Linked DNA regions of Homo sapiens: region 1 is linked to region 2. A link is an interaction called in ENCODE POLR2A ChIA-PET data of the cell type or tissue named here. Cell type or tissue: Caco-2. All regions are shown on one strand. Each heading gives the region's core, and the rest is flanking DNA. Links, peaks and the distances in the headings are about the cores only. Region 1 has its middle 6.9 kb from the start of SAE1. Region 2 holds the start of NOP53-AS1 (NOP53 antisense RNA 1).

The links. ChIA-PET counts read pairs that join two places held together with the same protein. Peaks named below come from ENCODE experiments on the same cell type or tissue, not always from the same donor. Only the 100,000 strongest peaks of a DNase experiment are listed, where the experiment ranks them.
Region 1: POLR2A ChIA-PET joins it to region 2 with 6 read pairs; 1 of 35 experiments calls an interaction of 5 or more read pairs at or near these places.

What each region holds. Positions count from the first base shown.
Region 1 is chr19:47,118,033-47,129,910 of GRCh38, reverse strand. No RefSeq gene overlaps it. Among named protein-coding and RNA genes, the nearest start is that of SAE1, 6.9 kb to the left of the region's middle. In Caco-2, for the core only: a CTCF peak has its summit at 4,516 (motif pointing right); DNase peaks (open chromatin) are centred at 4,580 and 7,279.
Region 2 is chr19:47,761,423-47,773,300 of GRCh38, reverse strand. NOP53-AS1 (NOP53 antisense RNA 1) reads left to right here and starts at 4,461. Exons shown (of 3, transcript NR_132382.1): 1 at 4,461-4,679; 2 at 6,482-6,560. RefSeq lists silencers at 5,853-6,113, 6,855-7,149. In Caco-2, for the core only: a CTCF peak has its summit at 7,247 (motif pointing left); DNase peaks (open chromatin) are centred at 7,210, 7,620 and 8,984.

The DNA of each region.
Region 1 (11,878 bases), core at 4,509-9,508, 640 kb after region 2:
CGGGAGGCGGAGGTTGTAGTAAGCCAAGATCATGCCTCTGCACTCCAACCTGGGTAACAGAGCAAGACTCTGTAAAAAAAAAAAAAAAAGAAAGAAAGAAAGAAAGGAAGGAAGGAGGGAGGGAAAGAGAGAGGGAAAGGAAGGAAGGAAGGGAAAAAAAAAAAAAACCAGGGATGGCCCCAGGTGGTCAATATAGGGAAACGCTATCTCTATTAAAAATACAAAAATTAGCTTGGTGTGGTGGTACTGAGTCTATAGTCCCAGCTACGTGGGAGGCTGAGGTGGAAGGATTTCTGATGTTAGAATCATAGGCTTTTTGGCAGGGCACAGTGGCTCATGCCTGTAATCCCAGCACTTTGGGACGCCAGGGAGGGCAGATCACGAAGTCAGGAGTTCGAGACCAGCCCGGCCAAGATGGTGAAACCCCCATCTCTACTAATACTAAAAAATTAGCCGGGCGTGGTGGCACACGCCTGTAGTCTCAGCCAATTGGGAGGCTGAGGCCGGAGAATCGCTTGAACCTGGGAGGCAGAGGTTGCAGTGAGCCAAGATCCTGCCACTGCACTCCAGCATGGATGACAGAGACTCCCGTCTAAAAAAAAAAAAAAAAAAGCCACCATGCCCACCTAACTTTTGTATTTTTAGTAGAGACAGGGATTGCACCATGTTGGCCAGGCTGGTCTCGAACTCCTGAACTTGTGATCCACCCGCCTCGGCCTCCCAAAGTGCACGGATTACAGGTGTGAGCCACCATGCCTGGCGGAATCATAGATTTTTATTTAAGAATTGCTTAGGCCGGAGGTGGTGGCTCACGCCTGTAATCCCAGCATTTTGGGAGGCAGAGGTGGGCGGATCACGAGGTCAGGAGTTCGAGATCAGCCTGGCTAACATGGTGAAACCTTGTCTCTACTAAAACTACAAAAAATTAGCCGGGCGTGGTGGCAGGCGCATGTAGTCCCAGCTACTGAGGAGGCTGAGGCAAGAGAATAGCATGAACCTGGGAGATGGAGCTTGCAGTGAGCCGAGTTCGCGCCACTGCACTCCAGCCTGGGCAACAGAGCAAGACTCCGTCTCAGAAAAAAATAAATAAATAAATAAATAAATAAATAATAAGAATTGCTTAGCGCCCGGCATGGTGGCTCATGCCTGTAATCCATGCGCTTTAGGAGACTGAGATAGGAAAATCACTTGAAGTCAGGAGTTCATGACCAGCCTGGGCAACATGACAAGACCCCTGTCTCTACAAAAAAAAAAATTTTTTAATTAGCTGGGTGTGGTGGTGCGTGCCTGTAATCCCAGCTACTTGGGAGGCTAAGGTGGAAGGATCCTTTGAGCCCAGGCGTTAGAGGCTGCAATGAGCTATGATGGCACCACTGCACTCCAGCCTGGACAACAGACCTTGTCTCAAAAAAAAAAAAAAAAAAAAAAAAGCTTAAGATATTTTTCAGATCCTGAATTCCAGCAAAACAGCTGATACCAACCAGTGTGAAGACCCCGCAGAGGAACCAAATCGACAGGAGAATAGAGTTTCTTCAACTCCCTGTTTCATTACTTCACCCTGCACACTTCAACCAACCAATGACCTCCACACTTCAACCCACTCCAAAACCCTTAAAAAGCCCCGAACTCCCTGGGGAAGTGGATTCGTGGTTCCTTCCATCTCCTCTCTTGGTTTTCAGTGGCCCCTATGATTAAACCTCTTTCTCTGCTGCAACCTGGGGTCTCCTACTATTGACTTGCTGCAAGCATTGGGGGGAAGGACCTATTATGATGGAAAAGCTTTCAATAGGCCAGGCACTGTGGCTCATGTCTGTAATCCCAACACTTTGAGAGGATCACTTGAGGCCAGGAGTTTGAGGCTGTCAAACACAGCCAGACCCCGTCTCTACAAAAAAATATAAAAATTAGGCCGGGCACAGTGACTCATACCTGTAATCCCAGCACTTTGGGAGGCATGGACGGGAGGATCACCTGAGGTCAGGAGTTAGAGACCAGCCTGGCCAACATGGTGAAACCCCATCTCTACTCAAAATACAAAAATTAGCCGAGTGTGGTGGTGTGCGCCTGTGATCCCAGCTACCCAGGAGGCTGAAGGCGGAGAATCACTTGAACCCGGGAGGTGGAGTTTGTAGTGAGTGGAGATCTTGCCATTGCACTCTAGCCTGGGCAACAGAGCGAGACTCTGTCACAAAAATAAATAAATAAATAAAATAAAGATTAAAAATTAAAGTTCTGATTCCAAAGTTTTTTGCACTTTGGTGTGCCACTTCCTAATCTCCGGGGAAAATGCCAGTTACAAGATCAAATAACCACTTTGTGCAGGAAACGACATTTAGAATTCAGAGAATGACCCAGCTGCAAAGGGCTGTGTCAAGTATCTTTTAGATAAGCCTCTGAAAATAAAGTGCTGTTTAGTTGCCTTATATTATTAAAGGAAAATGTACATGGATTATAGAAAGAAAAATAGAGGCCAGGCACGGTGGCTCATGCCTGTAATACCAGCACTTTGGGAGGCCGAGGCGGGCGGATCACCTGAGGTCGGGAGTTCGAGACCATCCTGACCAAAGTGGAGAAACCCCATCTCTACTAAAAATACAAAATTTTAGGCATGGTGCCGCATGCCTGTAATCCCAGCTACTTGGGAGGCTGAGGCAGGAGAATCGCTTGAACCTGAGAGGTGGAGGTTGCAGTGATCCGAGATTGTGCCATTGCACTCCAGCCTGGGCAACAAGAGCAAAACTCTGTCTCAAAAGAAAGAAAGAAAGTAATCCTGGGCTGGGCGCGGTGGCTCACGCCTGTAATCCCAGGACTTTGGGAGGTCAAGGTGGGTGGATCACAAGGTCAGGAGTTCGAGACCAGCCTGGCCAATATGGTGAAACCCGGTCTCTACTAAAAATACAAAAAAATTAGCCAGGCGTGGTGGCACATGCCTGTAATCCCAGCTACTCGGGAGGCTGAGGCAGGAGAATTGCTTGAATCCGGGAGGCAGAGGTTGCAGTGAGCTGAGATCGCGCCACTGCACCCCGGTCTGGGTGACAGAGCGAGACTCTGTCTCAAAAAAAAAAACAAAAACAAAACAAAAAAGAAAGTAATCCTGAAGGTCCATGGCATATAGTAATTCGTAATTGGTTAGGGAGTGACCCAGTGACCCAGGTTCTTACCTGTGACTATGCCATAACTCTTGTAAAATGATCACTTTGTTGGCCAGGCGCGGTGGCTCACGCGTGTAATCCCAGCACTTTGGGAGGCAGAGGCGGGCGGATCATGAGGTCAGGAGATCGAGACCATCCTGGCTAACACGGTGAAACCCCGTGTCTACTAAAAATACAAAAAATTAGCTGGGCATGGTGGCGGGTGCCTGTAGTCCCAGCTACTCGGGAGGCTGAGGCAGGAAAATGGTATGAACCCAGGAGGCAGAGCTTGCACTGAGCCAAGATAGCGCCACTGCACTCCGGCCTGGGCAAAAGAGCGAGACTCCGTCTCAACAAAAAAAAAAGAAAAGAAAAAGAGCCCTGAAAATAAAGCTAATTGCTGCATAAATTATTTTCTCCTGTACTTGCAGACTCATTGAAGGTCTAAAAGTGTCTCCCTTTCCTCTCTTCACTTCTACTTTTTATAGTTTCTGGGAAAAATTAAATGTGATGGTATAGTCTCATGTTTGGAAATATGCATCCTTTTAAAAAAACATTTTTATTGGCTGGGCCCGGGGGCTCACACCTATAATCCCAGCACTTTGGGAGGCCGAGGCAGGTGGATCACAAGGTCAGGAGATTGAGACCATGCTGGTCAACATGGTGAAACCCTGTCTCTACTAAAAATACAAAAAAATTAGCTGGGTGTGGTGGCGCATACCTGTAGTCCCAGCTACTTGCGAGGCTGAGGCAGGAGAATGGGTTGAACCTGAGAGGTGGAGGTTGCAGTGAGCTGAGATTGCGCCACTGCACTCCAGCCTGGCAACAGGTCAAGACTCCCTCTCAAAAAAAAAAAAAAAAAGACATTTTTATTGAGGTGAAATTCACATAATATAAAATTAGGCAGCATTTTGAAGTGCACAATTTAGTGGCTTTTAGTACTTTCACCATATTATACAATCACCACCTCAATCTAGTTGCAAAACATTTTCACTATCCCAAGAGTGGTGGCATAAGTCTTAAATGGCCAGGAGTCAACTATGATTTTGCTATGTAAACAATTTCAAAAGAACTGGAATAGTTCAGTGTTACAGCTTAGCATAATTTAGTATAAACAGTCCTTTCCCCACTTTTTAAGTGCTATCTGAGCTTTATTCATTAGGTGATTATTAATTAGGAATGCTATATTGTAGAACATCTTGGCATGTCTGGTCCTTGTCCTCTAATCCCAGTAACAAACCCTTCACCATTGTGACGATGAAAAAAGGTAAGTTTCCAAATTCTCCCAAGGAAGCAATACTGTTCCCTTGAGAACCAGATGACAACCAAAAAACCAGTCGTTAATTTTCCTTAATAATTTCCAAAATGTCCTCTAGGGGGCAACATTATCCCTTGAGAACCAGGTAGACCAATCACTCCTCTTCCAGCCTGGATCTCAGGACCTCTCACCTCCTCAATGAATCTGCGATTGGATTAGCAAGGAAGAAAGGGAAAAAATGCTATGGGTTGGTGGTCAGCAGGTTCCAACAAAATGGAAATGCCTCTCTTTGGCCAATGGTCTCCTCCTTTGTTCTCCAGGCGTTGGTGCCAAATGGTAGTGCTTCTTCCACACTCTGGAGGAACTTCTCTGTGAATGCCTCCTCACTCACAGTGTAAATAACCCTCCCTAGAGCCATCCCAGGAACTGGAGAAAAAACAGGTCTTTCATCAGCATAATTACTGGCCGGTGGCAGTGGCTCACACCTGTAATCCCACCACTTTGGGAGGCCGACGTAGGAAAATCAATGAAGGTCAGGTGGTCAAGACCAGACTGGGCAACATACGGAGACCCCCTTCTCTAGAAAAAAGAAAAAATTCTGGCTGGGCGTGGTGGCTCATGCCTGTAATCCCAGCACTTTGGGAGTCCGAGGCAGGCGGATCACGAGGTCAGGAGTTTGAGACCAGCCTGGACAATATGGTGAAACCCCATCTCTACTAAAAATACAAAATTGGCCGGGCGCGGTGGCTCAGGCCTGTAATCCCAGCACTTTGGGAAGCCGAGGCAGGCGGATCACAAGGTCAGGAGATTGAGACCATCGTGGCTAACACGGTGAAACCCCGTCTCTACTAAAATTACAAAAAAAAAAATTAGCCGGGCGTGGTGGCGGGTGCCTGTAGTCCCAGCTACTCGGGAGGCTGAGGCAGGAGAATGGCATGAAGCCAGAAGGCAGAGCTTGCAGCAAGCAGAGATAGCGCCACTGCACTCCAGCCTGGGCGACAGAGCGAGACTGCGTCACACACACACACAAAATTAGCCGGGTATTGGGCCAGGCGCGGTGGCTCACACCTGTAATCCCAGCACTTTGGGAGGCTGAGGCAGGTGGATCATGAGGTCAGGAGATCGAGACCATCCTGGCTAACATGGTGAAACCCCGTCTCTACTAAAATACAAAAAAAAAAAAAAAAGAAAGAAAATTGGCCGGGAGTGGTGGCGGGTGCCTGTAATCCCAGCTACTCAGGAGGCTGAGGCAGGAGAATGGTGTGAACCCGGAACGCGGAGCTTGCAGTGAGCTGAGATCACACCACTGCACTCCAGCCTGGGCAACAGAGGGCAACTCCGTCTCCAAAAAAAAAAAAAAAAAAAATTATCAGGCATGGTGGTGTGCACCTGTGGTCTCAGCTACTTAGGAGGCTAAGGCTGGAGGATCACTTGAGCCAAGGAGGTGGAGGCTGCAGTGATCTGTGATTGTGCCACTGTACTCCAGCCTGGGCGACAGAGCAAGACCTTGTTTCATAATAATTAAATAATTATAATAATAATAATATCGATGTACCAAGAGCAGAAAGAAACAGGTACCATGGAAGTATTAGCTGACTTATGTGCATTTAAGGAAGTTCAATAAAAAAAAAAAAAATACAGAGACCTGCCAGCCCAGAGATATTTTGGAGGTCCGGGAGAAGAGTTTTGTTAGAATTTTGTTTTTTCCCTAAACACAGGGCAAGCTACTGAAACTTTCATCCCCTATACCCCCATCCTTTGATGGAAAAGGTGGTAAGAAAAAGCCCTTTGGAATTTTGGGGGCAGCTTGTATCATGGCCGGGAGACCTGCTCTCACTCATCAGCGAAGTGAACTGTAAGGCCGGTGGAGCCCAGAGCAAGAGGAGATTCTCTAGCCTGTCCAGGATGTGGTGCAAATGACTCTACCATTTAGGTCTTATAACCCAGCAGATGCACAAAATATGTGCGTGCAGTACAATACACTGTTCTTTTTTTTTTTTTTTTTTAAGGCAGAGTCTCACTCTGTCTCCCAGGCTGGAGTGCAGTGGCACAATTTCAGCTCACTGCAATCTCCACCTCCCAGGTTCAAGCGATTCTCACGCCTCAGCCTCCCGAGTAGCTGGGATTACAGGCATGCCCCATGACGCCCAGCTAAATTTTTTGTATTTTTAGTAGAAATGGATATTCACCATGTTGGTCAGGCTGGTCTCGAACTCCTGACCTCAAGTGATCTGCCCACCTAGGAATCCCAAAGTACTGGGATTACAGGCATGAGCCACCAGCCACCGTGCCTGGCCCCTGTCTTCTTTTATTATGGACATTTAAGCAGTTCCCAGTTAGGGGCATTTTTTGTTTGTTTGTTTGTTTTTGATAAGGAATCTGGCTGTGTCACCCAGGCTAGAGTGCAGTGGCACAATCTTGGCTGACTGCAACCTCCGCCTCCTGGATTCAAGCGATTCTCCTGCCTCAGCCTCCCGAGGAGCTGGGATTATAGGTGCCCACCACCACGTCCAGCTAATTTTTGTATTTTAGTAGAGACAGGGTCTGACATGTAGGTCAAGCTGGTCTCGAACTCCTGACCTCAAATGATCCGCCCTCCTTGGCCTCCCAAAGCGCTGGGATTCCGCATCTGGCCACTTAGGGGCTATTTCTTTTCTTTTCTGTTTTTTGTTTTGTTTTGTTTTGTTTTGTTTTCCAGCTCACTGCAACCTCCACCTCCTGGACTCAAGTGATCCTCCTCCCTCAACCTCCCAAGTAGCTGGGACTGCTGACGTGAGCCACCATGGTTTGTTAATTTTTTTATTCTTTGTAGAGACAGGGACTCACTATGTTGCCCTACTGGTCTCAAACCTCTAGGCTCAAGCAATCTTTCTGCCTCGGCCTCCCAAAATGCTGGGGTTACAAGCATGAGCCACTGTACACAGCGCAAAGTGGTTATTTAAAGTTGCAGCGGTGTCAGAGCATTCCAATCATTCCACATAATCATGTAATACCTAGTTTAGTCACACTGTGGAATACTATAGAGAAATGAGAATGAATGAAATATAACTACATGCCACAAACATAATGTGGAATGAAAGAAGCCAGACACAAAAGAGTACATATTATGGATTCCATTTTTATGAGAAAATTAAGACAAATTAAGAGAATATTTATGTATGTAGCTAGAAGTTAGAATGGTGATTGCTTTAGAAGGACCAGTGACTACATGGGAACAGGACGGGGACTCTGCTCTGCTTATAATTTTCTGTTTCTTGATTTAGCTGCTGGTTACATAGAATATTCACTTTGCGTAAATGTGTCAAGCTGCGTACCTGTGATTATATGCTTTTTCTGTACGTATGTTATTCTTCAATAAAAAATAGCCCGAGGCTGAGGTGGGCGGATTACCTGAGGTCAGGAGTTCCAGACCAGCCTGGCCAACATGTTGAAACCCTGTCTACTAGAAATACAAAAATTAGCCAGGTGTGGCAGTGGGCACCTATAGTCCCAGTTACTCAGGAGGTTGAGGTAGGAGAATCACTTGGAAGTGGGATGTGGAGGTTGCAGTGAGCCGATCCAGCCTGGGCCACAGAGCAAGACTGTCTCAAAACAAAAACAAAAACAAAAACAAAAACAGAAAACAACAAAAACCCCATAATAAAAATGAAATAAAACAGGGATATGTGTGTGTGTGTGTGTGTGTGTGTGTATATATATACACACACACACACACGTATACATTTTCTGTTTTTTTGAGACAGAGTCTTGCTCTGTCACTCAGGCTGGAGTGCAGTGGTACTATTTCGGCTCACTGCAACCTCCACTTCCTGGGTTCAAGTGATTCTGGTGCCTCAGCCTCCCAAGTAGCTGGGATTACAGGCATGAGCCATCGCACCTGGCTAAGAGTCATGTTTTTAACTTTTAAAATGTGTCCCTGGTCAGGCACAGTGGCTCATGCCTGTAATCCCAACACTTTGGGAGGCCGAGGCAGGCAGATCAGGAGGTCAGGAAATTGAGACCATCCTGGCCAAGATGGTGAAACCCCGTCTCTACTTAAATTACAAAAGTTAGCCAGGCGTGGCGGTGGGCACCTGTAATCCCAGCTACTCAGGAAGCTGAGGCAGGAGAATCGCTTGGACCCGGGAGGTGGAGGTTGCAGTGAGCCGAGATCCCACCACTGCACTCCAGCCTGGGCAACAGGGCGAGACTCTGTCTCAAAAAAAAAAAAAAAAAAAAGGCCAGGCGCAGTGTCTCACGCCTGTAATCCCAGCACTTTGGGAGGCCGAGGCGGGCAGATCACGAGGAGAGGAGATCGAGACCATCCTGGCTAACACGGTGAAACCCCGTCTCCACTAAAAATACAAAAAAAAAATTAGCCGGGTGTGGTGGCGGGCGCCTGTATTCCCAGCTACTCGGGAGGCTGAGGCAGGAGAACGGCATGAACCCGGGAGGCGGAGCTTGCAGTGAACCGAGATCCCACCACTGCACTCCAGCCTGGGCGACAGAGCAAGACGCTGTCTCAAAAAAAAAAAAAAATGTCCCCAGGCTGGGCGTGGTGGCTCATGCCAGTAATCCCAGAACTTTACGAGTCTGAGGAAGGCAGATCACTTGAGTTCAGGAGTTCAAGACCCGCCTGGGCAATATGGTGAAACTCCATCTCCACCAAAAATTCAAAAACAGCTGGGTGTGGTGGCACGACCTGTGGTCTCAGCTACTCATGAGGCTGAGGCAGGAGGACTGCTTGAGCCTAGGAGGTCCATGATGCAGTGAGCCATGATTGTGCCACTGTCCTCCAGCCTGGGTGACAGAATGAGACCCTGTCTCAAAGAACAAACAAACATGACTCATACAAAAACAGGGTGAGCAGATGTCAAAGGTGTTATTGAACTCATTAATGATGAAAGCAGCAGAAAAATAGAGATGGCTGAAAGAAGGAGCAGTGGATATTCTGGGGGGTGGGGGGGCTGGAAGGATGTTGCAATTATGTTGGGAAATTGGATACAAAACTGGCAAATTTCTTTCAGGCTTGTCTGTGATGCCAGACCAGTTATTACAAAGGAGATTCTTACACAAATTATTATCTAACTTTACTGAGTCTAGACACTAATCAACAGCTAAATAGTAAGTTAACTGGGTGCAGTGGCTCACACCTGTAATCCCAACACTTTGGGAGATTGAAGTGGGAGGATTGCTTGAGGTCAGGTGTTTGAGACCAACCTGGGCAATATAGGGAGACCTCATCCCTACGACAACACAAAAAAATTACCATGGTGGTGCACACCTGTAGTCCCAGCTACTCAGGAGACTGAGGCAGAAGGACTGTTTGAGCACAGGAGGTCAAGGTTGCAGTGAGCTATGATAGTGCCACTGCATGATAGCCTGGGGCACAGAGCAAGGCTCTGCTTGAAAATAAATAGTTGGCTGGGTGCGGTGGCTCACGCCTGTAATCCCAGCACTTTGGGAGGCTGAGGCGGGCGGATCACGAGGTCAGGAGATCGAGACCATCCTGGCTAACACGGTGAAACCCCGTCTCTACTAAAAATACAAAAAATTAGCCAGGTGTGGTGGCGGGCACCTGTAGTCCCAGCTACTCGGGAGGCTGAGGCAGGAGAATGGTGTGAACCCAGGAGGCAGAGCTTGCAGTGAGCCGAGATCTCGCCACTGCGCTTCAGCTTGGGCGACAGAGCAAGACTCAGTCTTGGGAAAAAAAAAAAAAGAAAATAAATAGTTACAAGAGCATCCAAAAAGTAGGGGAGTGGGAAAGGAACAGGAAATTGACAGAAAGTAGCGAAAATTGCCAGGTGCAGTGGCTCACGCCTATAATCCCAGCACTTTGGGAGGCTGAGGCGGGCCGATCACCTGAGGTCAGGAGTTCGAGACCAGCCTGGCCAACATGGTGAAACCCTGTCTCTACTAAAAGTACAAAAATTAGCTGGACGTGGTGGCAGGTGCCTGTAATCCTAGCTACCAAGAAGGCTGAGGCAGCAGAATCGCTTGAACCTGGGAGGCAGAAGTTGCAGTGAGCCAAGACTGTGCCATTGCATTCTAGCCTGGGCGACAAGAGCAAGACTCTGTGTCAAAAGAAAAAAAAAAAAAAAGAAAGTAGCTAAAGTCAAAACAATGGGCCGGGCACAGTGGCTCACGCCTGTAATCCTAAGACTCTGTGAGGCTCAAGTGGGAGGATCACTTGAGCTCAGGAGTAGTTCAAGACTAGCCTGGGCAACATGGTGAGACCCTGTTTCAAAAAAAAACCAGACAACATACACACACAAATTAGCTGGGTCTGGTTGCCCACGTATGCATTCTCAGCTACTTAGGGGGCTGAGGTAGGAAGATCACTTGAGCCAGGGAGGTCAAGGCTATAAGTGAGCCATGATTGTACCACTGCACTCCAGCCTGGATGACAGAGCGAGGCTCTGTCTCAGAAAAAAATAAAATTAAAAAAACAAAAAAAAGTCATGGGAGGCTGAAGCAGGATAATCGCTGGAACCAGGGAGGTAGAGGTGGCAGTGGGCCAAGATTGCACCACTGCACTCCAGCCTGGGCGACAAAGCAAGACTCCGTCTCAAAATAAATAAATAAATAGGCCGGCTGGGCGCAGTGGCTCACACCTGTAATCCCAGCACTTTGGGAGGCTGAGGCGGGTGGATCACCTGAGGTCAGGAGTTCGAAATTAGCCTGGCCAACATGGTGAAACCTCAGCTCTACTAAAAATAAAAAAAATTAAAAAAAAAAATGAGCTGGGAGTGGTGGCAGGCGCCTGTAATTCTAGCTACTGGGAAAGCTGAGGCAGGAGAATCGCTTGAACCCAGGATGCAGAGGTTGCAGTGAGCCGATATTGCACCATTGCACTCGACCCTGGGCGATAGAGTGAGATTCTGTCTCAAAAAAAGTAATAAAATAAATAAAATAAATAGGCTGGGCGCGGTGGCTCACGCCTGTAATTCCAGCACTTTGGGAGGCCGAGGCGGGGCGGGTCACTTGAGGTCGGGAATTCAAGACCAGCCTGGCCAACATGGTGAAACCCCATCTCTACTAAAAATACAAAAAATTTGGCCGGGCGCAGTGGCTCACGCCTGTAATCCCAACACTTTGGGAGGCAGAGGCGGGCGGATCGTGAGGTCAGGAGATCGAGACTGTCCTGGCTAATACAGTGAAACCCCGCCTCTACTAAAAATACAAAAAATTAGCCGGGCATGGTGATGGGCACCTGTAGTCCGAGCTACTCGGGAGGCTGAAGCAGGAGAACGGCGTGAACCCGGGAGGCGGAGCTTGCAGTGAGCCGAGATTGGCGGGGCGCAGTGACTCACGCCTGTAATCCCAGTACTTTGGGAGGCCGAGGCTGGCGGATCACAAGGTCAAGAAATGAAGACCATCCTGGCCAACATGGTGAAACCCTGTCTCTACCAAAAAGACAAAAATCAGCTGGGCGTGGTGGCACGTACCTGTAGTCCCAGCTACTCAGGAGGCTGAGGCAGGAAAATCGCTTGAACCTGGGGGGCGGAGG
Region 2 (11,878 bases), core at 4,576-9,575:
TAGACCAAGTCCAGAAACCTTGGAGTCACCTTTGGCTCTTTTTTATTCCCCTTGTACCTCGGCCAGTTACGGTGGATCTACTTTCAAAATATATTCCTAGGCTGGGCGCGGCGTGACTCACACCTGTAATCCCAACACTTTGGGAGGCCGAGGCGGGCAGATCACCTGAGGTCAGGAGTTCGAGACCAGCCTGGCCAATATGGTGAAACCCCGTCTCTACTAAAAATACAAAAATTAGCTGGGCATGGTGGCAGGCGCCTGTAGTCCCAGCTACTCAGGAGGCTAAGGCAGGAGAATCACTTGAACCTGGGAGGCAGAGGTTGCAGTGAGCCGAGATCACGCCACTGCACTCCAGCCTGGGTGACAGAGCAAGACTCCATCTCAAAATAAATAAATAAATAAACGATACAAACGATACACGTAAGCTAAAATGTACCATTAGGGATATTTTGTGCATTGACACTGTTTTGCAGCCATCACTCCTGTCTAGCTCCAAGATATCTTCTTCACCCTAGACGTTGCCCCGTATTCATCAAGCAGCCCCTTTCCACTTCTCATCTCCCCAGGAGTCCCTGGCTCCATGAATCTGCTTTTTGCCTTAAAGGATTTGCCTGTTTTGGATATTTCACATAAATGGACTCGTACAACAGGTGACCTTTTGTATCTGACTTAGCATAACGTTTTTGGGTTTTTTGTTGTTGTTGTTTTGAGATGGAGTCTCACTCTGTCGCCCAGGCTGGAGTGCAGTGGTGCGATCTCAGCTCACTGCAACCTCCGCCTCCTGGGTTCAAGTGATTCTCCTGCCTCAGCCTCCCGAGTAGCTGGGATTACACGCGCCCACCACCACGCCTGGCTAATTTTTGTATTTTTAGTAGAGACGGGGTTTCACCATGATGGCCAGGCTGGTCTCGAACTCCTGACCTCAAGTGATCCACCTGCCTCGGCCTCCCAAAGTGCTGGGATTACAGGTGTGAGCCACTGCACCCGGCCTAGCATAACGTTTTTGAGGTTCACACACATTGTAGCACGTATCCACCTCACAGTTTTTGCATTTACTGTGCCCTCTGCCTGGAACAGTTTTCCTTCAGATAATTGCCAGTTTCTCTCCTCGCTTCCTTCATATCTTTGCTCAAATGTCACTTTTCTTTTCTTTTCTTTTTCTTTCTTTTTTTTTTTTTTTTGAGATGGAGTTTTGCTCTTGTTGCCTGGAGTGCTGGACAACAAGGCTGGAGTGTAGTGGCACAATCTCAGCTCACTGCAACCTCCGCCTCCCGGGTTCAAGCGATTCTCCTGCCTCAGCCTCCTTAGTATCTGGGATTACAGGTGCCTGCCACCACACTCAGCTAATTTTTATAAAAGTAGAGACGGGGTTTCACCATGTTGGCCAGGCTGGTCTCGAACTCCTGACCTCAGATGATCTGCCCGCCTCAGCCTCCCACCAAGTGCTGGGATTACAGGCCTGAGCCACCATGCCTGGCCAAAATGTCACTTTTCACTGTGACCTCCCCTGACATCCTATTTAAAACTGCAACCCCTCCCCCAACATTCTGTGCCCCCTCTTCCTCATGGCCCTCGTCACCTCTGACATTCTATGTATCTTACCAATAATGATTTTGGTTTTTTTTTTTTGAGACAGAGTCTTGCTCTGTTGCCCAGACTGGAGTACAGTCGCATGATCATGGCTCACTGCAACCTCGACCTCCTGGGCTCAGGTGATCCTTCCAACTCAGCCTCCCAGGTAGCTGAGACTACAGGTGCACATCACCATGCCTGGCTAATTTTTGTATTTTTTTCACAAAGATGGAGTCTCACTATGTTGCCCAGGCCAGCGTGAAATTCCTGGGCTCACGTGATCCACCAGCCCTGGCCTCCCAAAATGCTGGAATTACAGGCATGAGCCACCACGCCCAGCCTAAGCATGATTTTTTCATGTTCTGTTCCATCTCTCCCTACTGGAATGTGCACCTCGAGTTTTTCTTTTTGGTTCTCTTTCCTGGTATGTGCCCAGAAACTAAACAGTGAGTGGCACGTGACAAGCACTCAAATCCTTGTCAGATAAATGCATCTTTAGGAAAATATTTAGTAAGTTTACTGTTGGCTGAATGCAGTGGTTCAGGCCTGTAATCCCAGCACTTTGGGAGACTAAGGTGGGTGGATCACCTGAGGTCAGGAGTTCGAGACCAGCCTGGCCAACATGGTGAAACCCTGTCTCTACTAAAAATACAAAAATTAGCTAGGCGTGGCGGTGTATGCCTGTAATCCCAGCTACTAGGGAAGCTGAGGCACGAGAATGGCTTGAACCCGAAGGCGGAGGTTGCAGTGAACTGAGATTGTGCCACTGCACTCCAGCCTGGGCGACAACAGCAAGACTCTGTCTCAAAAAAAAAAAAAAAAAAAAAAACCTTACTGTTGAGTCGCTTATATTAATGAATACAATTTCGAACATTATTCATTTTCACAAAAACCATCTATAAAACCACAAGGCGAGGCTGAGGCAGAAGAATTGCTTGAACCTGAGAGGCGGAGGTTTCAGTGAGTCGAGATCGCGCCACTGCACTCCAGCCCGGGTGACAGAGCGAGATTCTGTCTCAACAACAACAACAAAAAAACCACATGGCACTTATCTGAATGTTCACAAACATTTAAAACAATTAAATCATGTAAAAACCGTATGTGAAACAGGAAAGCAAACTCGGTCATTTGTTAGCACCAACCAAGGAAATTCTTATCTCACTCTCCCTGCGATAACTCCCCTCTCTCTCTCTGGGCCAGCACCAGGTGCTTGGAATTCAGGCATGTTGGTGGGGAGGGGGTGTCTGTTTAATTTCCTGCTCAAATAAGCCTTTGTACCTCCTTAAAGGGAAAAGGCATATTTCAGATTTAAAATTTTTTTTTAAGTAGGGCTTATAGGCTCTTCTTCCACTGGGTGCAGAATTTTCCAAAGACCCACTGAGTTCCCGTCAGGCCTCTTCAGTTTGCCAGGAACATAGGCACACTGAAATTTGTATTGTACCACAATACAAATGCATACGGTGCGAGGCGGGAATCTGGTATAATTTATTCTGGTCAATACGGTACTCAAAGTAGCCATCCCGTTATTTGTGTGCTGGCTACACAAAGGTATACGGTATCTGCAGGTGTCTGGGAGCATTCTGCAGTGCAGGTGACTTCCTCAAATGCCACCTTCTCAGTGAGGTCTTTTTTCTTTTAAAAATATATTTTTTACATAAATCTTCAGATGTACAGATCAGCAAATTTTCCATATGTATAATATCATTTAACCACCCCAGATCAAGATATGGATCATTTCCAGTTCCCCAAGTTTTTCTCACACATCCTCCCAGTTAATTCCCTCATAAGGGTCACCACTGGCCTGACTTATTTCACCATAGATCAGTTTGGCCTGTTCTCAAACTTCATATAAACGTAATCACATACTGTGTACTCTTTATGTCTGGATTCTTTCCCTTGACATTATGTCTATGGCGGGTGGATGGATGGATGATGGATGGATGGATGGATGGATGGATGGATGATGGATGGATGGATGGATGGATGGATGGATGGATGATGGATGGATGATTGATGGATGGATGATGGATGGATGGATAGATGATGGATGGATGGATGGATGATTGATGGATGGATCAACGGATGCACAAGTGGATGAGTGCATGAATAATTGGATGGATGAGTGGGTGGATGGATGGATGGATGGATGGATGGATGGATGGATGAGTGGATGCTAAACCTAATGATTTTTTTTTTTTTTGAGACGGAGTCTCGCTCTGTTGCCCAGGCTGGAGTGCAATGGCGTGATCTCAGCTCACTGCAACTTCCGCCTCCCGGGTTCAAGCGATTCTCCCGTCTCAGCCTCCCGAGTAGCTGGGATTACAGGTGCCCGCTACTACGCCCGGCTAATTTTTGTATTTTTAGTAGAGATGGGGTTTCACCATGTTAGGCTGGTCTCAAACTCCTGACCTCAAGTGATCTGCCCGCCTCAGCCTCCCAAAGTGCTGGGATTACAAGCGTGAGCCACCATGCCCGGCCTAAACCAAATGGTTTTAGCAGCCATTGATGATGGTTGCCCATGGATGGATGGATGAGTGGATGGATGGATGAATGAATAAATGGATGGATGGATGAGTGGATTAGTGAATGGATGAGTGGATGAATAGTGGATTATGAGTGGCTGGATGAATAAGTGGATGGATGGATGGATGGATGAATAAATGGATGGATGGATGAGTGGACAGATGGGTGGGCAGTTGGGTGGATAAATGGGTTGATGGGCAAGTAGGTGAGTGGACAGGAGTCTAGCCAGGTGAGGTTTCCTCCCAGAAGGAAGACCACTGATATGACATCCTGTCCTTCACACCCACCTTCTTTCTCCTCTCTCCTACTACCCTCAGTCCCTCCTGCTGTTCAATGCTCCCTGGACACCAGCAGCAACTGCGCCTGCCTGGTGGTTCACATCTAGCTGGAGCTCCAGCTAGTGGGCAGGGAGACATAGTGCTGCTCCCAGCAGCCACGCTGCAGCTCCATGCCCACTGGGAAAACACCTAGAAAGACAGCTGGGCCTTCAAGCCAGAGGCAACAAGAGGCTCCAAAAATCAACTGCAAGGAGGTGGCAGCCCTAAGTAGACACCTGCTGGAATTCTGGAATTCAGGATGTCCAGGTAACCAGAGCATCTCTGCCCACCTGGGGCTTCAGATGGCCTGGATTCCAGTCTAGTCACGGCAGTGCCTTCTACCCTCCTCAATATCTGTGTCTTGACGTGGAAGTAATCACTCAGTTTTTTGGTTGGTTGTTTTTTTGGAGACAGAGTCTCGCTCTGTCACCCAGGCTGGAGTGCAGTGGCATGATCTTGGCTCACTGCAACCTCTGCTGCCCGGGTTCAAGTAATTCTTCTGCCTCAGCCTCCCTCAGCCTCCCAAATAGCTGGGACTACAGGCACATGCCACCACACCTGGCTAATTTTTGTATTTTTAGTACAGACAGAGTTTTACCACATTGGCCAGGCTGGTCTTGAATTCCTGACCTCGTGATCCACCCGCCTTGGCCTCTCAAAGTGCTGGGATTACAGGCGTGAGCCTCTGTGCCCAGCCAATCACTCAGCTTTTTAAATGACATTCATTTGTTGAAGAAAGCAGGTTGATTGGGTTTCCTACTGTCTAGATTTGACTGGTTTCACTCTGTGGTGTCATCTAACATGCTCCTCTGTCCCTAGTATATTCTATAAACTGGGAGTTAAATCTAGACTCTACTGGCCAGGTGCCATGGTTCACACCTGTAATCCCAGCACTTTGGGAGGCTGAGACGGGCCTATCACTTGAGGCCAAGAGTTTGGGACCAGCCTGGCCAACAGGGTGAAACCCTGTCTCTACTAAAAATAGAAAAATTAGCCAGGCGTGGTGGCGGGCGCCTGTAATCCCAGCTACTCCAGAGGCTGAGGCAGGAGAATCACTTGAACCTGGGAGGTGGAGATTGCAGTGAGCAGAGATCACGCCACTGCACTCCAGCCTGGGTGACAGAGCAAGACTCCGTCTCAAAAAAAAAAAAAAAAAAAAAGAAAAGGAATTGATTGTGGTCCTTTTTCTTTCCTTTTCTTCTGAGCTCCTTATATAGTAAAAATCACACAGCACTTGGCAATGTGCTGGGCACTGCTGTCAGCATTTACAGCATAAATAAAGTAATAGGTATTACCTCATTTAACGATAGACACTAGTATTCTCTCTCTTGAGGCTCAGAGAGGTTAACTTCCTCAAAGACACACAGCTGGTAAGGGATGGAGCCAAGATGTGATTCCAGGAGCTTGGCTCCAGAGTCCATGCTACTAACCAATGCCCTGTATCACCTGCATCAGCAGGCGTTGATTAAGCACCTTCTGCATACAAGGTTCACATGACCCCTAATAGTTAAAGATGTTTAGGATGTCAGAGGAGAAGCTGTAGTTCCCTGTTCATGGAGTTCAGATGGGAATAATCGGACTGAGAAGACTTGAAACCAACCCCCCAGCTTTTAGGTGGGGAGCCCGGTATTGCTCTTGATTCTACTTCACGTGGGTGGGGTGGGGAGAAGGGTGCAATTCAGGCTGACTTTCTGGAGTAGAGGGGCTTGAGGACAAAGGGGCAGGAACCCAGTGGGCCAGGGAGAGGGGCCCAAGGCTGATGTGCCAACAAGAGGAGGGGTGAGGCGGCCAGACTTGAACGCCAGACTCAAGGTTTGGATGGACTCCCGCCAGTGACAGGGGCAGAAGCGAAGCCTGGGGAAAGCAGCTGAGATGGGGGAGGGGACATCAGGGCATGTTTCAGGTAAGTTCTGCTCATAAGTGTCTGAAGCCGAGTTGTGACTGGCTTAAGCACTTCGCTCGTGTAATGGAAAAGCCTAAGGGAGGGCTTCAGGCACAGCTGGATCCAGATGTTCTGACGTCATCTCCCTGAGTCTGTCTCCCTCTATCTCTCGTCTCTCCTTCCTTAGGTTCCCTACTACCTCTGGTGACTCACAGGACTGGAAGCCCAGAACCTCTATGTGGAATCCTAGACCACCACAGCTTTGGGTATGTGACACCCTGAAATTCTGTCCCTGGAGGGGGAAACATTCCTTCAGCCCCTAGGGGTTCTAGGTAAGGTCCCAGACTGGCAATGGGAGAAAAGACAGGTGGGTGGTTGTTAGGGGTGAAGCCTGACACCCTTGCTCACTGAAAAGCGGCAAGGGTTTGACAGATCTGTCTCAGCAACTTCTCGCCCTGCCCCCACCATGGCAGACACATGGCCCTAATGGCCAGGGACCCCTGTCCGCCTCCAGGCCCACTGCCAGAATCCACACCCTTCCCTCCTGCTCACCCTCTACCTTAAACCCCCCGTCTCCCACTCTCCAGGTCAGGAACCCCTGCTGGCTCCCGCTCCCCAACTCCAGTGGGCCGCAGTCCCGGTCAGGGCCAGTGTGGAGGCCTTTGTAACCAGTGTGAGCCACTCAAGTCTCACCAACTGACCCCCAAGCCACAGCCCCTAGACCTCCAGAAGGCCCCCTGGACAGACCTAGGAAGCGGTCTCCATGGACCTGCTCCTGCCCATTCAGAAAGCAGCACTAACCCGCTGGCCCTCCCAGGGTCTAGCTGTCACCCTGCCTGCTGCAGTGTGACCCCTTGAGGGATCCTGAGCAGGAGTGACAGGAGAGCTAGGGCCGCTTGGGACCTCCCAGACTGTCTGGTTCCTGGCACAGGCTCAAGGCGCCTCCTGGCGGCCACTGTCTCCCACGTCCAGATTCTCCTTGAACTTGGGCGGCCCTGCATTTGATGGTCACACAGGATCAGGGAGTGGGGGCATTATTGATCACGCAGGACCATGGTGGTGCTATGAGGTTGCTCCCAGCCCTGAACACCCCCTCCCCGGGCAGTTCTCAGCAATGGATACCCTGCCCCGGCCTCCTGGCTGACCCTCCTAGGGTGCCTTCCAGCCTTGTGTGGGCAGGCTGGGGAGTAGCTCATCCGCAGCCCCGATTCTCTCCCACACCCTCCCCGCCACCTCTGCTCAGTGCCCTGTGCTGGTCCCCACCCCCCACCTTTTTCTCCTTCCCCCAGACCTCCCTGCCTTTCACCTGTCACCTTTGGTCTACGTGCAACTCCTACCCAGTCCCACTGCCTCAAATGCCACAAACCCACACGCTGACCACACATCTCTCCCTGCCAGGTCCCCAGAGCTCTGGTTCCTGTGTCCGCCAGCTCAGCAACATCGCCGTTCACAAGCCAAACGGGAAGCTCAGGCCTAATCCAGCCAAAGCCTCATCTGAATTTCTCTGCCCCAAAACCTACTCTCACTTGAGTTGTGTCTACCCATTAACATGGATTTTTTTTTTTCTTTTTTCTTTTTTGAGACAGAGTCTCGCTCTGTCCCCCAGGCTGGAGTGCAGTGGTGGGATCTCAGCTCACTGCAACCTCTGCCTCCCGCGTTCAAGTGATTCTCCTGCCTCAGCCTCCTGAGCAGCTGGGATTACGGGCGCCCACCACCACGTCCAGCTAATTTTTGTATTTTTAATAGAGGCAGGGTTTCACCATGTTGGCCAGGAGTCCTCTGACCTCAAGTGATCCACCCCCCTCAGCCTCCCAAAGTGCTGGGATTACAGGCGTGAGCGTGAGCCACCACGCCCAGCCTTTTTTTAAAAAAAAAAAAAAAATAGAGACAGGAGTCTGAGCAAGATGGCTCATGCCTTTAATTCGGTCCTTGGGAGGCTGAGGCAAGAGGATCACTTGAGTCTAGGAGTTTGAGACCAGCCTGGGCAACATGGGGAGACCCCATCTCCACTAAAATAACAAAAATTAGCCAGGCATAATGGCATGCACCTGTGGTCCCAGCTACTTGGGGGGCTGAGGTGGGGGGATCACCAGAGCCTGGGGAGGTGGAGCTTGCAGTGAACCATGATCGCACCACTGCACTCCAGCCTGGGCAACAGAGCAAGACCCTGTCTCCAAAAAAAAAAAAAAAAAAAAAAAAAAAAAAAACTGTAATGCATGATTGTCTCTAGCACCTAAATAGAAACCACTCCAGGTATCTTACAGGGAATTGAGTGCTTACAAAATCATGGGAAGCTGGCCGGGCGCGGTGGCTCACACCTGTAATCCCAGCATTTTGGGAGGCCGAGGCGGGCGGATCACGAGGTCAGGAAATCGAGACCATCCTGGCTAACACAGTAAAACCCTGTCTCTACTAAAAAAAATTGAAAAAATTAGCCGGGCACGGTGGCGGGCGCCTGTGGTCCCAGCTACTCGGGAGGCTGAGGCAGAATGGCGTGAACCAGGGAAGCAGAGCTTGCAGTGAGCTGAGATCACGCCACTGCACTCCAGCCTGGGTGACAGAGCAAGACTCCGTCTCAAAAAAAAAAAAAATCATGGGAAGCGGAAGCAGCAGCTCTAGGCCAAGCCCTCAGAAATGACACCCAGGACAGCACTGAACTGACCCAGCAGGGGCACTGCTGTCTCCAGTTCCGCTGCTGGAACTGCTCGGTTCAAGGACGCCAGGTCCAGCTGCAATTCCGGGATCACTCCTGCCGTCCACGCCTCACAGGGTGTCTCTAATTGTTGGCACCGAATTCTCATCCAGAATCCCAGCTGCTGAGGTGTCTGGGAAATACAGATGTTGCTTCTAACCTCTGATGAAAGGATGGAGGGAGGTCAGCCCTGCCCACCCAGCACCCACCACCACGAAGAGCGTGGGAGCACGTGGAGAGGACACAGAAAAGCAGATCTAAGGAAGAAAATAAAAATCCGCCAGGCAGGGCGTGGTGGCTCACACCTGTAATCCCAGCACTCTGGGAGGCCGAGGCGGGTAGATCACCTGAGGTCAGGAGTTCGAGAACAGCCTGGCCAACATGGCAAAACCCAGTCTTTACCAAAAAGACAAAAATTAGCCAGGCGTGGTGACACATGCCTATAATCCCAGCTACTCGGGAGGCTAAGGCAGGAGAATCGCTTGAACCCGGGAGGCAGAGGTTGCAGTGAGCCGAGATGGTGCCACTGCACTCCAGCCTGGGGGACAGAGCAAGATTCTATCTCAAAAACAAAAACAAAGGAAGAATCCTGTCGATTCCTTTTTTTTCAAGTTTGCTCCATTACAGAAAATTTGGGGCCTGGCTCAATGGCTCACATCTGTAATCCCAGCACTTTGGGAGGCCGAGGTGGGTGGATCACTTGGGGTCAGGAGTTTGAGACCAGCCTGGGCAACATGGCAAAACCCTGTCTCTACTAAAAATACAAAAAGAAAAAAATTAGCCAGGCATGGTGGCGTGGGCCTGTAAGTCTCAGCTACTCAGGAGGCTGAGTTTAGGGGATCACTTAAGCCCAGGAGGTTGAGGCTGCAGTGAGCTGAGACAGAGCCACTGTGCTCCAGAATGAGACCCTTTCTCAAAAAAAAAAAAAAAAATTGGAAATGCTGGAAAAAAGAGTAAGAAGGAGTCCTCTGAAATCCTCCCACTCAAGAGACTTTTGGCATGGGGGTTTGTCTGATGAACGCCAGTGTGGACGGCAGCAGATCCTGTTTGCTTTTTCCCACAAAGTATCCAAACACAAACACCTCCCAGTGGCTGCAGGCACTTCCGACCCCTCAGTTAATGGCCACAGAGGTGGCGTCCATGTGGCCAGGGCCCGCCCCATGTCCATGACCACGTTTCCTCCCATTCTGCAGAACGTTCTCAAGGACCGGCCTGTGCAAAATGCTCTTCCCCAACTTCCGGCTGTTTCTGTAGGCCACGTTCCCAAGCGTGCAATCACTGCGTCAAAGGGTCAGAGCATTTGGGAGGAGCCTCTGGCACAAATTGCAAGTTTCTGCATCTTTTTAAAATCATCTTCCCCTACCCTAACATTGTTATAACAGCAAATGCTCACCTAGAGCTTCCCCTGTGCCAGGGCCTGTTCCGATCGCTTTCCGTGCAGACTCACTCATCCTTGTAATAACCCACAGCAAGATAAGCACTATTGTTATGTCCATTTTACAGATATGACACTGAGGCACAGAGAGGTTGAGTAACCTGCACAACATCACACAGCCAGTATGTAACAGAGCGGGTCTGAAATCAGGACACGGACTCCACCATGCTCTTCACAACCCCATACTGCTGCCTACAGATGGTCTCCATGGTTTGTTTTTGTTTTTGTTTTTGTTTTTTAAAGAGACAGGGTGGCGGAGATTACAGTGAGCCAGGATCGCATCATTGCACTCCAGCCTGGGTGACAGAGCGAGACTCAAAAAGGAAAAAAAATAGACAGGGTCTCACTCTGTTGCCCAGGCTAGAGTGTAGTGGCACGATCACCGTTTACTGCAGCCTCAAACTCCTGGACTCAAGAGATCCTCCCACCTCAGCCTCCTGAGTAGCTGAGACTATGGGCACATGCCATTATGCCCAGCTCATTTTTTTTTTCTTTTAGAGATGGGGTCTTGCTATGTTGCCCAGGCTGGTCTCACTCCTGGCCTCAAGCAATCCTCCCAACTCAGCCTCCTGAAGGGCTGGGATGACAGGAGCAAGCCACTACATTCGTCTGGTCTCCATCCTTCTAAAAAGCAAAGTCATACCCATGCCACAAGCTTTTTGTTTTGTTTTGTCTTGTTTTTGAGATGGAGTGTCACTCTGTTGCCCAGGCTGGAGTGCAATGGTATGATCTCGGCTCACTGCAATCTCCGCCTCCTGGGTTCAAGCCATTCTCCTGCCTCAGCCTCCTGAGTAGCTGGGATTACAGGCACCTGCCACCACGCCTGGGTAATTTTTGTGTTTTTAGTAGAGATGGGGTTTCACCATGTTGTCCAGGCTGGTCTCGAATTCCTGACCTCAGGTGAGCCACCCACCTCAGCCTCCCAAAATGCTGGGATTACAGGCGTGAGTCACTGTACCTGGCTGATGCCTGAGGCTTTTATAATCTGGAGGACCCGCTTTAGGAAAAATAATACCAAGTTACAGACTCAAAAGCAGGTGCAGGGCCATGATAGAAACCTGTGCCATTACATGGCCCCGAAACCCCAATGTGCCATTTCCCTATTAGGACACTTTCAGTTAAAGTCAAGGGAATTTTTCTGTGCATACCCCCATACCCCACCACCTAGATTCTGCCCTTAACATTTCAGTGCTTTTGTTTTATGGGGCATCTGTTCATTAATCCACCTTGTTTTACGTTTTTTTTTTCTTTTTCTTTTTTTGAGACAGAGTTTCACTCTTGTTGCCCAGGCTGGAGTATAATGGCGTGATCTCAGCTCACTGCAACCTCCGCCTCCGGGGTTCAAGTAATTCTCCTGCCTCAGCCTCCCAAGTAGCCTAGCCGGGATTACAGACGCCCTGCCACTACACCCAGCTAACTTTTGCTATTTTTAGTAGAGATGGGGTTTCACCATGTTG